Linked DNA regions of Homo sapiens: region 2 is linked to region 1. Evidence: chromatin contacts called from ENCODE Hi-C or POLR2A ChIA-PET data. All regions are on one chromosome and are shown on one strand. The core of a region is the stretch at or near the end of the contact, and the rest is flanking DNA. Distances in the headings are between cores, read along the strand shown.

Evidence for each region. Hi-C counts contacts between places; a loop is a spot of excess contacts on that map. ChIA-PET counts read pairs that join two places held with the same protein, here RNA polymerase II (POLR2A). Pooled maps may share reads with other maps.
Region 2: a loop to region 1 is called in a map of PC-9, with 5 times the contacts of the local background. The contact joins two enhancer-like sites. A Hi-C loop is called at or near these places in 31 of 168 maps with a recorded cell type or tissue (ACHN, Caco-2, Calu3 and 16 more) and 16 of 50 pooled maps. POLR2A ChIA-PET finds 5 or more read pairs at or near these places in 11 of 52 experiments (BJ, HCT116, HEK293 and 8 more).

The regions. Positions count from the first base shown.
Region 1 is chr1:94,257,386-94,261,730 of GRCh38, forward strand. All of the region lies in intron 2 of ARHGAP29-AS1 (ARHGAP29 antisense RNA 1), which reads left to right. It also overlaps a transcript of ARHGAP29 not described here. Among named protein-coding and RNA genes, the nearest start is that of ARHGAP29-AS1, 12 kb to the left of the region's middle. Within about 2 kb of position 1,771, at least 13 of the 41 ENCODE cell types and tissues checked have a DNase peak (open chromatin) inside an H3K27ac peak, as active enhancers do; they include HCT116, PC-3, PC-9 and 2 more, where a contact is called at or near this core.
Region 2 is chr1:94,298,684-94,303,499 of GRCh38, forward strand. All of the region lies in intron 2 of ARHGAP29-AS1 (ARHGAP29 antisense RNA 1), which reads left to right. It also overlaps a transcript of ARHGAP29 not described here and the pseudogene GAPDHP29. Among named protein-coding and RNA genes, the nearest start is that of ARHGAP29-AS1, 53 kb to the left of the region's middle. Within about 2 kb of position 1,673, at least 9 of the 41 ENCODE cell types and tissues checked have a DNase peak (open chromatin) inside an H3K27ac peak, as active enhancers do; they include HCT116, PC-3, PC-9 and 2 more, where a contact is called at or near this core.

The DNA.
Region 1 (4,345 bases), core at 521-3,020:
GTGAGACTTTGTCTCAAAAAACAACAAAAAAAAGAATCTTGGCTGGGCACAGTAGCTCATGCCTGTAATCTCAGCACTTTGGGAGGCTAAAATGGGAGGACTGCTTGAACCCAGGATTTTGAGACCAGCCTGGGCAACACAGGGAGACCCTGTCTCTACAAAAGTAAAAAAAAAATTAACTGAGCATAGTGGCACATGCCTGTGGTCCCAGCTACTTGGGAAGCTAAAGTAGGAGGATTGTTTGGCTTGGGAGGTCAAGCTTGCAGTGAGCTGTGATTGTTCCACTGCACTCTAACCTGAGTGACAGAGGGAGATCCTGTCTCAAGAAGAAGAAGGAGAAGGAGAAGAAAAGCTTCCAATGTATCTATGACACATGTGACATTATCCTAATGATATATGCTCTATAACAGCAGCAAGGACTAGTTAATAGGCACTGGATGATGACAGAGTGTTGCCAACATTGTATAGGTAGTCTGTGCCCTATTGGAAATCTTATCAGAACCCCTGAGAGCACCTGAATGAAGTCCAGCATATGCACTGATTTGATAACTCACTCCATACCTTTTCCTTCTTAGAGAAGGAAGATGATGATAGAAGCCCCGATCAGGGATGTTGGATTCTGGTGTTGGAGGACCAAGTATTAGGTATGATATGACAAAGTATTAAAATAGAAGCTCAAAACTCAAAACCCTAGACAAACAGAGAGACAAGACCTCCTGCAGGAAGTATCCATTCCTACTTACCTCCAGACCACTGGAGTCATGGGTAACATGACCATTCCTAATTTGCCCTGGACAGTTTCAGTTAACACTAATTGTTCAGGTAAAATTATTGATAGACCCTTCTCTCACTCTCAGAAGTGTGCCAATTTGTACATTACAGTAAATGTGCCCTCTAGTCATAGGAGAACTTATGCTCAGTATTACCTGGTCTCTCAATTTTTTAAGCCAGGAATTTGGATTTTTATAGAACATTTCTGAATTTTTTAATGTGGACAATAAATTCCAAATTTTTAAAATTGTCCAGGCCAAATAAAAATCATGAGAGGTGGAATCTGGCCTGAGAGCTGCCAGTCTGTCATCTGTAAGTTAGAAACTCTAGCTGATACCACAGTGTTCTTTGCCTTCCCTCTTTGGAGACCTTAGCTCTCATGGGCTGTTGAGAGAGGGTCTTAGGGGGCTCCCACAGGGGAAAGCCTTCTGCTTTAGGCAGTTCCAGTGGTAATCAGGGAAGGGTCCAGGAGACAACAGGCCTGATAGGGGCAGTTTAGGCCAGTTGTTCAAGGCCTTAGTAATGATTATAACTAGCGCTTCCTATGTAGTAAGGTCTTACATAGATTATCTTATTTACTCTTCACAATCACCTATAAGGAAGATATTATGATCTCCATTGCTCTAACGAGGAAATTGAGACTTAAAGAGACTAATTAATATGAACAAGTTCACCCAGCTAGTAAGTGGCAAAACCAGGGATCTGAACTCATGTCAGACTTGACTCAAAAAACCCACATCTTTATCCTCTGTGTCTGCTGCTTCCCACTGTAGAGAGATCAAGTTTTTCTTTCCCTTGTGGTGTTTTTCATTTGGGTGAGTCATTTTTGAGCTCTTGTCACCATGGAAAATCATAAAGTCTTGACTCTGAGTCTGCAAGAAGATATTTTCTTGCTTTCATTCAGGTATGTAGAACACAGGCCAAGTGGTTCAGCCCAAATCTCTAGAACAAGGGTGGGTGGGGACAGGCAGTGGGGTTTAGGGCCAAATTCCCAAGTAGTCATAAGGAGTGTTCTTTTACTAGGTGTCTGTCCCTTTTGCCTAGATTCCTTGGAACTCTGCCAGTGATGGGCAGCTGGTCAAAGATTTGAGATTTCACAATTCCAGTCATCTCTGTGACCTGTATCCATTTTAGAAATACAAGTAATGAATATACCTCATCCAACAGAGACTAGGAAAAGCATAGAATTTTTGTTCTAGTATTAATTTGACCAAAGATTGGACATGTTGTAGTGGATCAAATAATGTCCCCATAAAATGCATGTCTTCCCAGAACTTTAGGATGTAAGCTTGTTTGGAAATAGGGTCTTTGCAGATATAATTAGTTCTAATGAGGTCATAGTGGATTAGGGTGGGACTTAATCCAGTGACTGTTGTCCGTACAAGAAGAGAAAACAGAGACACAAGGGGAAGATACCTGTATAAAGGAAGAGGTAGAAATTGGAGCAATGTACCTGTAAGCCGAGGAACACCAAGGATTGCCGGCAACCATCAGAAACTAGGGAGAAGCAACGAGGGATTCATCTCTAGGGACTACAGAGGCAGCATGGGCCTGCCTTGCCTCCAGAACTGTGAGAGAATCCATTTCTGTTGTTTTAAGTGATGCAAGTTTGTGGTAGTTTGTTAAAGCAGCCACAGGAAACTAATACACATGATAAAGAAAAAAATTTAAATACTAAAATGCCCTTTCAAGATGGAACAGGAATCTGTGTTGGAAGTTTAAATTTCAAAGCTCCCAAGTCAAAAGTTCAGAGAGCATTTTCTGACTCACTGTTGGCCGAAGAATGAACTTTTCAGAGAGGAAAAGTGTCCTCCCTGCATAATGCAAAAGTCTCTACGGAGTTTCTGTAGAGGACCAGAGGCATTCCATGTGTTGATTCAAAATGGCTTAGTTCTGATCTAATCTTGAGCAAGACTTGCTTGTGTTTAGGAAGTCCATCTACCAATGTCTACCACCATTTGCCACGTCATCACAAGCCTAAAATCTGTTATGCCTGGGATGAGCCATGGACATTCGAGTGTGCATTATATGGTAGCCTTTTCCCATTTTCTGCCATGTTTGCCCTGTCTATCTGAGGGGCTTCTGGCTCAGTTTCCCTTTTGAGACTACGATTCTGACAACCAAACCAGCTTTCGTTTCTCTAAAGACAGATCCCTTCCTTTCTCTTACCCCCAGAGGGGCCCTGCCTCAAATCTGATGGACTCTCTGCATTGCAGAGGGATTTCTTACACTTTCAATTTTGGAATGCCCATAGCAACTCTGAAGAAAGCTGGTCACAAGCTCCTATATCCCATCCTCAGCTGATTCAATCAAATTTGGGTATCTGGTCCAAGAGCAGCTCGTCTGTAGGCCTGTCAGTGTTCTATGGAGTAATCTGGCAAGGAAGCTTTACTTAATGAAGGAAAGAATAATCAATAGCACTAATAGGACCTTCTGTCTTGGAGAGTTTAAATAGAATGCTTTGTAGGGGTATGGGGGACTTGCTGTTGGTAGTAGGTAGAGAGATTGGAAAGACACACAGAAAAAGAAACCATGTGATAGCAGGCGCCATTAGTGAGCTGAGGCCATGAGACAAAGAAAAATGAAGGAAGTTGGCTGGTAGTGGCAGGAATAGTCAAACAGAGACAAGAACAGCTGCATCATCATAAAAGTGGCAGAGCATTAAGGCAGCTGATGCTGGTGTCTGAGGGCCCACAGGATAACTCAAACTGCATTGTGTTCTAAAGCAGCTTCTATCTTATAAATTATGTTCTGGTCTCTGTGAGGCATAGCTGTGCAGCTGTTGAGTGTTTCCTGACTTCCTTACAACCTCCTGTGTATCCCTGCAATGCCACCTTCCTAATTCTGCACCCCCATTAACTAAGGTAAATGTGTCTCTGTTCTTGAAACATTAAAAAACCAGGCCATGAAACCACCATCTCCACTACCGAATTCCATCAGATTGGACTTTTTGGAAACTATCCAGAGATTCTGAATGTACACTCTCCTCTTAGACATCAACACTTGGAAAGTCCCTTACTATTGCTTGGCCAGACCTTCTTACCTCAGCTCTGTAGCTTCCCCTTTTCCAGTTCACCTGCTGCAGAAGCTCAGACATGCTTTATAAATCAAGGCACATAGGTTATTATAACACTGATCTCATTTAATGTAATTTCATCTCCATAATTGAACATAATGAAGTAATAAACACTTATTTGTGTTTACTATCACAAGTTTGGGTCTCATTTGGCTTTACTGTGTTATGCGTGCAGGTCAAGTGTAGCTACATCTCAACAAAATTAAGACGATTTTGTAGTTTAGAAGTAAGGTTAAGATTTGGAGTCTTGAAATGATCCTATGCCTAGAAAACTCCATAGTCTTGACCTGAACGCTCCTTAAGCTGATAAATAATTTCAGCTGTCTCAGGATACAAAATCAACATACAAAAATTACTAGCATTTCTATTCGCCAACAACAGTCAAGCTGAGAACCAAATCAGGAACGCAATTCCATTCACAATTGCCACAAAAATAATAAAATACCTAAGAATACAGCTAACAAGGGAGGTGAAAGTTCTCTACAAGGAGAACTACAA
Region 2 (4,816 bases), core at 423-2,922, 41 kb after region 1:
TGGTTAAGGACCTATAATGCTATTTGTCACAAAAATAGAAAGATGGAAAAGTAGAAGAGTAAATATATATATAACGAGTTCATTTACATGGTTTCACATGCTTAATCTTGCAAACCCAACTCATGACAATAAATTTATGAAAACAAAACATTAAAAAACTTAGAAAGTAATAATAAACTATAAACACAATGCTACTGAAGCTCAGCTACAACACCACATTCTCAGCTCTAGTTTGGATAGAACACAAGTGTTTTAAATTGCATTGGGTGGAGGCCCTGGCAGGAAGGAAGCATCGGATATTGCTGGAACATATCTTTGTTTGAGCAACAGCTAATGAGAAAGGTCACCATTATGCTTTGCTTTCAAACACTGGGTCTGTTTTGAAATTAGTACTGCACATTTCATCACAAATGCTGGTTTATAATCATCGAGGTACATAATCCTGCAGTATTAATGTTGTTTTCTCCTAAGTGGCAAGTAAAATCCAAAGCTTATGTTCTCACCACTGTTTTGATCAGTATGTCAGTAAAAGATAAAATGACTTTCTATTTATGGACTCTGGGATTCCTGATTATTTACAAAATTCCAATCTTGAATTTAGAGGAAATTCAGCCTTCTAATTTTTTTCCTTCAGTTTTAGTGTTACTTGTACTCTTGTTAAACTCATCGCTGGCATTTGAAATACAAGGCTTTTTGGAATTTGTTCCCTAAAATTTATTGCATTTGTTTAGTGGATTATGTGAGTGGCACAGAAATCCTAAGAAAGAGCTTAACTTTTCTCTGCAAAGTGTTTGCTGACAAATGCGATAAACTTTAGAAGACCACCTTCTAGGAAGGGCTGACATATCAAGGACAGTAAAAACAGTAGTACCAGACATTTCTGCCACAATTTTTTCGGTGGTGGGGGGGAACAGAAATCTATTAAATATCTCAGTTTATATTTTTGGTTCTCCCTGTTGGCTAGGCTGTTGTATTCCCATGTCCACAGCACGTTCCACTGTGGGAGCCTGGAGCTCTTAGAATAAACTTTGGGAAAGGCTGGGTCCACCCTCTGGGGATAAGGGAGCCAGAGGGAGGAAGGGGAGGGGGTAAAGGAAAAGGGAAGGGGGCGGCTGTCTTCCTGTGTTTGGATGACCTTTCCTTATGTTTATCTGGAGGGACTGGGCAGCCACGCTGTGTTTGGTGTCAGCCTGCCATGTTGTCACATGTGATCTCTTTCTTAGCTTTATGTGTAGAGAGGACCTTTGCCTCTACTGGGAGAACTAGATTTAACTCTGTGAATTATGAAAGAAAAAAAGTGTACCAGTCTGTTAGGCATTGGGGCCCAGAGATAGAAGTCTTATGAAACATGCACATATGCCAGTGTGCAGCAGATTCCCTAAGGGAAAGGCTTAGGCATCTCTTGGAGCTGTCTGAAGGCGGGCCCACCTGTACTTCTTCCTTCTTGCTGAGAGCTGGGCTGGAGGCTGTCTTGCTTCTCCTGAAGCCTCATCATTTAGTACAATGCCCTTCACTTGTGGATATTCCTTAACTATTTCTTGAATGCATGAGTGAATGGATGAATACATGAGCAGAGTCACAGAGAGGTGACTGGGCAACAGGCAGTGAGGTTCCTACAATACTTAATTGATTTGCCAGTCCCTGCTCTAAGAGCCCTAAGTAGCTCCACTTTAAAGAAACCAGTTTCAAGCCTCTCCGTCTCACATTCCTGGTGGGTGAATCACTTGTTTCTTATGGTTGGGTGAGAATAACACCTCTGGTTTCCACCTTTCTTTTTCATTTTAGTGCTGACCTCATCTGACCTGACCTTAGCTTGAATGTTATTTTCCCAGAGAAGCTATCCCTTAATCATCCTACTCTCCTCCGCCTGAATTAGATCCCCCCATATACCTCTTACTAATCTCTATTATCTTCATAGAATGTAATACAATTTTTAATTATATTCATGTGGGTGATAATCCATCCTATGTCTGATTTCTCCACTAGATTACAAACTTCTTGAAGATAGGGGACCATATTTATTTTCTCATCACTGTGTTCTTAGCACCTGGCATAATACCTGGCATATAGGTACTATGGCATATAGGCTTAATACCTGGCATATAGGTCCTCTATACACATAAGCACTCAGCAAGCCTGTGTTCAATTAATGAATGAGCAGATTAATGAATAAATTATATTTGGAAGGAGAATTCATACCAGGTTACTGAGCAGGGTTGGGGATAAAGATCAGAGTCCAAAAGCCCTATCCCAATCAGACCTTGGACACACTAACGAGTTTGAGATTCTGAAGAGGATGAAGTGCTTAGCAGACATAAGTGACATTGGGCATTTTACCTTTGGAAGCTAACTAGTAGTCTGGACTCCTGGGAGTACCAGAAACTTTCTCGTTTAACTCTACCCAAAGTAGCAACTTCTTCCACCTTCTCAGTAATAGCAGTATTCTTGGTTACCAGGTATCTGAACCACAGAAAGACTCTCGATGTTTTCCTCTTTTTCACATCACACAGCTTCACAATACCTCTTGTTAGTTTTTTCCTTTTCATTCCCATGAGGGCCTTTTGATCTAGTGAATTAGTCAGTTTCTTTCTCTTGCAAGTTCCAGACATGCAATTCCAATTAGCTTAAAAGCAAAAACGGGGAATCACGTTGTAGGGAAGTTGATAGGGACAACTGGCTTCAGACGTGTCTAGATCCAGCGGCTCAGATATTGCTCAGGACTCCACCTTTCTTGCCATCTCCCTGCTAAGTTTTTAAAATGAACACCTACAACTCCTGACTCACAATCTCCTCATAGCACCAGGAAGGACTCTGATTGCACCCATGTGACCGTTCCTGAATCTGTCACTGCAATGGGGAGGGAAGGAAGGCTCTGATTTCTTGACCTGGGCAATATGTTCAGCTTTCTGCCCCTTGTATGGTGGCCAGGGGGGATGAGGGTACAGTCATAGACAGAGCTCCTCAAGGAAAAGAGGAGTTGTGTTACCCAGATAAGCTGTGGAAGAGGTGCTGGATAATCAAAAACAATAGAATGCCTTTCTGCAACAGCCATCCTGATCCAGGTGCAGTGCTAGGCCCTTAACCTACATGCATCAGGATATACAAGGGAAATGAGGCTGCACTGTGGAATCAGATTGCTTTGGCCCAAATCCTAGCTCTTTCTCTTACTCTCTCTCTCTAATTTTGGATAAGTTAACCCCTCTAAGTCCAGTTTTCTCATGATAAAACAGTGATGTAAAATATTCAGTAGAATATTACTCAGCCTTAAAGAGGAAGGAAATTCAGCCTCTCAGCTCCTCCCATCAACAGATGGCCCAGTCTTTAGTGAGGCACCAGCTATGTCCCTGAAACACCATGATGAAAGTGAAGGCCAGAGTAAATGGATTTGGCCATACTGGGCACCTGGTCACCACGGCTGCTTTTAACTCTGGCAAAGTGGATATCATCACCATCAATGACCTCAACTACATGGTCTACCATGGAATCACATGGTTCCAGTATGATTCCACCCACAGCAAGTTCCACTGCACCATCAAGGCTGAAAATGGAAATCCCATCACCATCTTCCAGGAGGGAGATCCCACCAAAATCACACAGGGTGACGCTGGTGCTGATTATGTTATGGAGTCCACTGGCATCTTCACTACCATGGAGAAGGCTGGGGCTCACTTAGAGGGTGGAGCCAAAAGGGTCATTACCTCTGCCCCCTCTGCTGATGCCCCCACGTTCGTGATGGGCATGAGCCATAAGAAGTATAAAAACCTCAAGATCATCAGCAATGCCTCCTGCACCACCAGCTGCCTAACCTCCTGGCCAAGGTCATCCATAATAACTCTGGCATCATGAAGCGACTCAGCATCACAGTCCATGCCATCACTGCTACCCAGAAGACTCTCATGGCCCCTCTGGGAAACTGTGGTGTGATGGCCATGGGGCTCTCCATTACATCATCCCTGCATGTGTCTACTGGTGCTGCCAAGGCTGTGGGCAAGGTCATCCCCAAGCCGAACAGGAAGCTCAGTGGTGTGGCCTTCCATGTACCCACTGCCAATGTGTCAGTCATGGACCTGACCTGCTCTCTGGAGAAACCAGCCAAATATGATGACATCAAGGAGGTGGTGAAGCGGCATCGGAGGGGGCCATCGGGGGCATCGTGGGCCACACTGAGCACCAGGCTGTCTCCTCCAACTTTAACAGTGACACCCACTCTTCCACCTTCAACACTGGGGCTGGCATTGCCCTCAACGGCCTCTTTGTCAGGCTCGTTTCCGGGTATGACAATGAATTTGGCTACAGCAACAAAGTGATAACCTTTATGATCCACATGGCTTCCAAGAAGTAAGAGCCCCCAGACCACCAGCCCCAACAACAGCATGAGAGGAAGAGAGAAGCCTTTAGTTGCTGGGAAGTCCCTGCCACACAGTCCTCCACCACACTGAGAATCAACCTTCCTCATTGTTTCTACATCAGACACCCTGAAAAGGGAAGGACCTAGGGAGCCTGACCTTGTCAGATAACATTAATAAATTCCCGTGTACCCAGCCAAAAAAAAAGGAAGGAAATTCTGACATATGATATAACATGGATGAGCCTTGAGGACATTATGCTAAGTGAAATATGCTAGTCACAAAAGGACAAATACTGCATAATGCAACTTATGTGAAATGCCCAGAGAAGTGAACTTCATAGAGACAGAAAGTGAAATGGTGGTGCTAGGGGCTGGGGAGTGGGGTGAATGGGCAGTTAGTGTTTAATGGGTACCGAGTTCCAGATTTGCAAGATGAAAGTGTTCTGGAGATGGACGGTGGTGATGGTT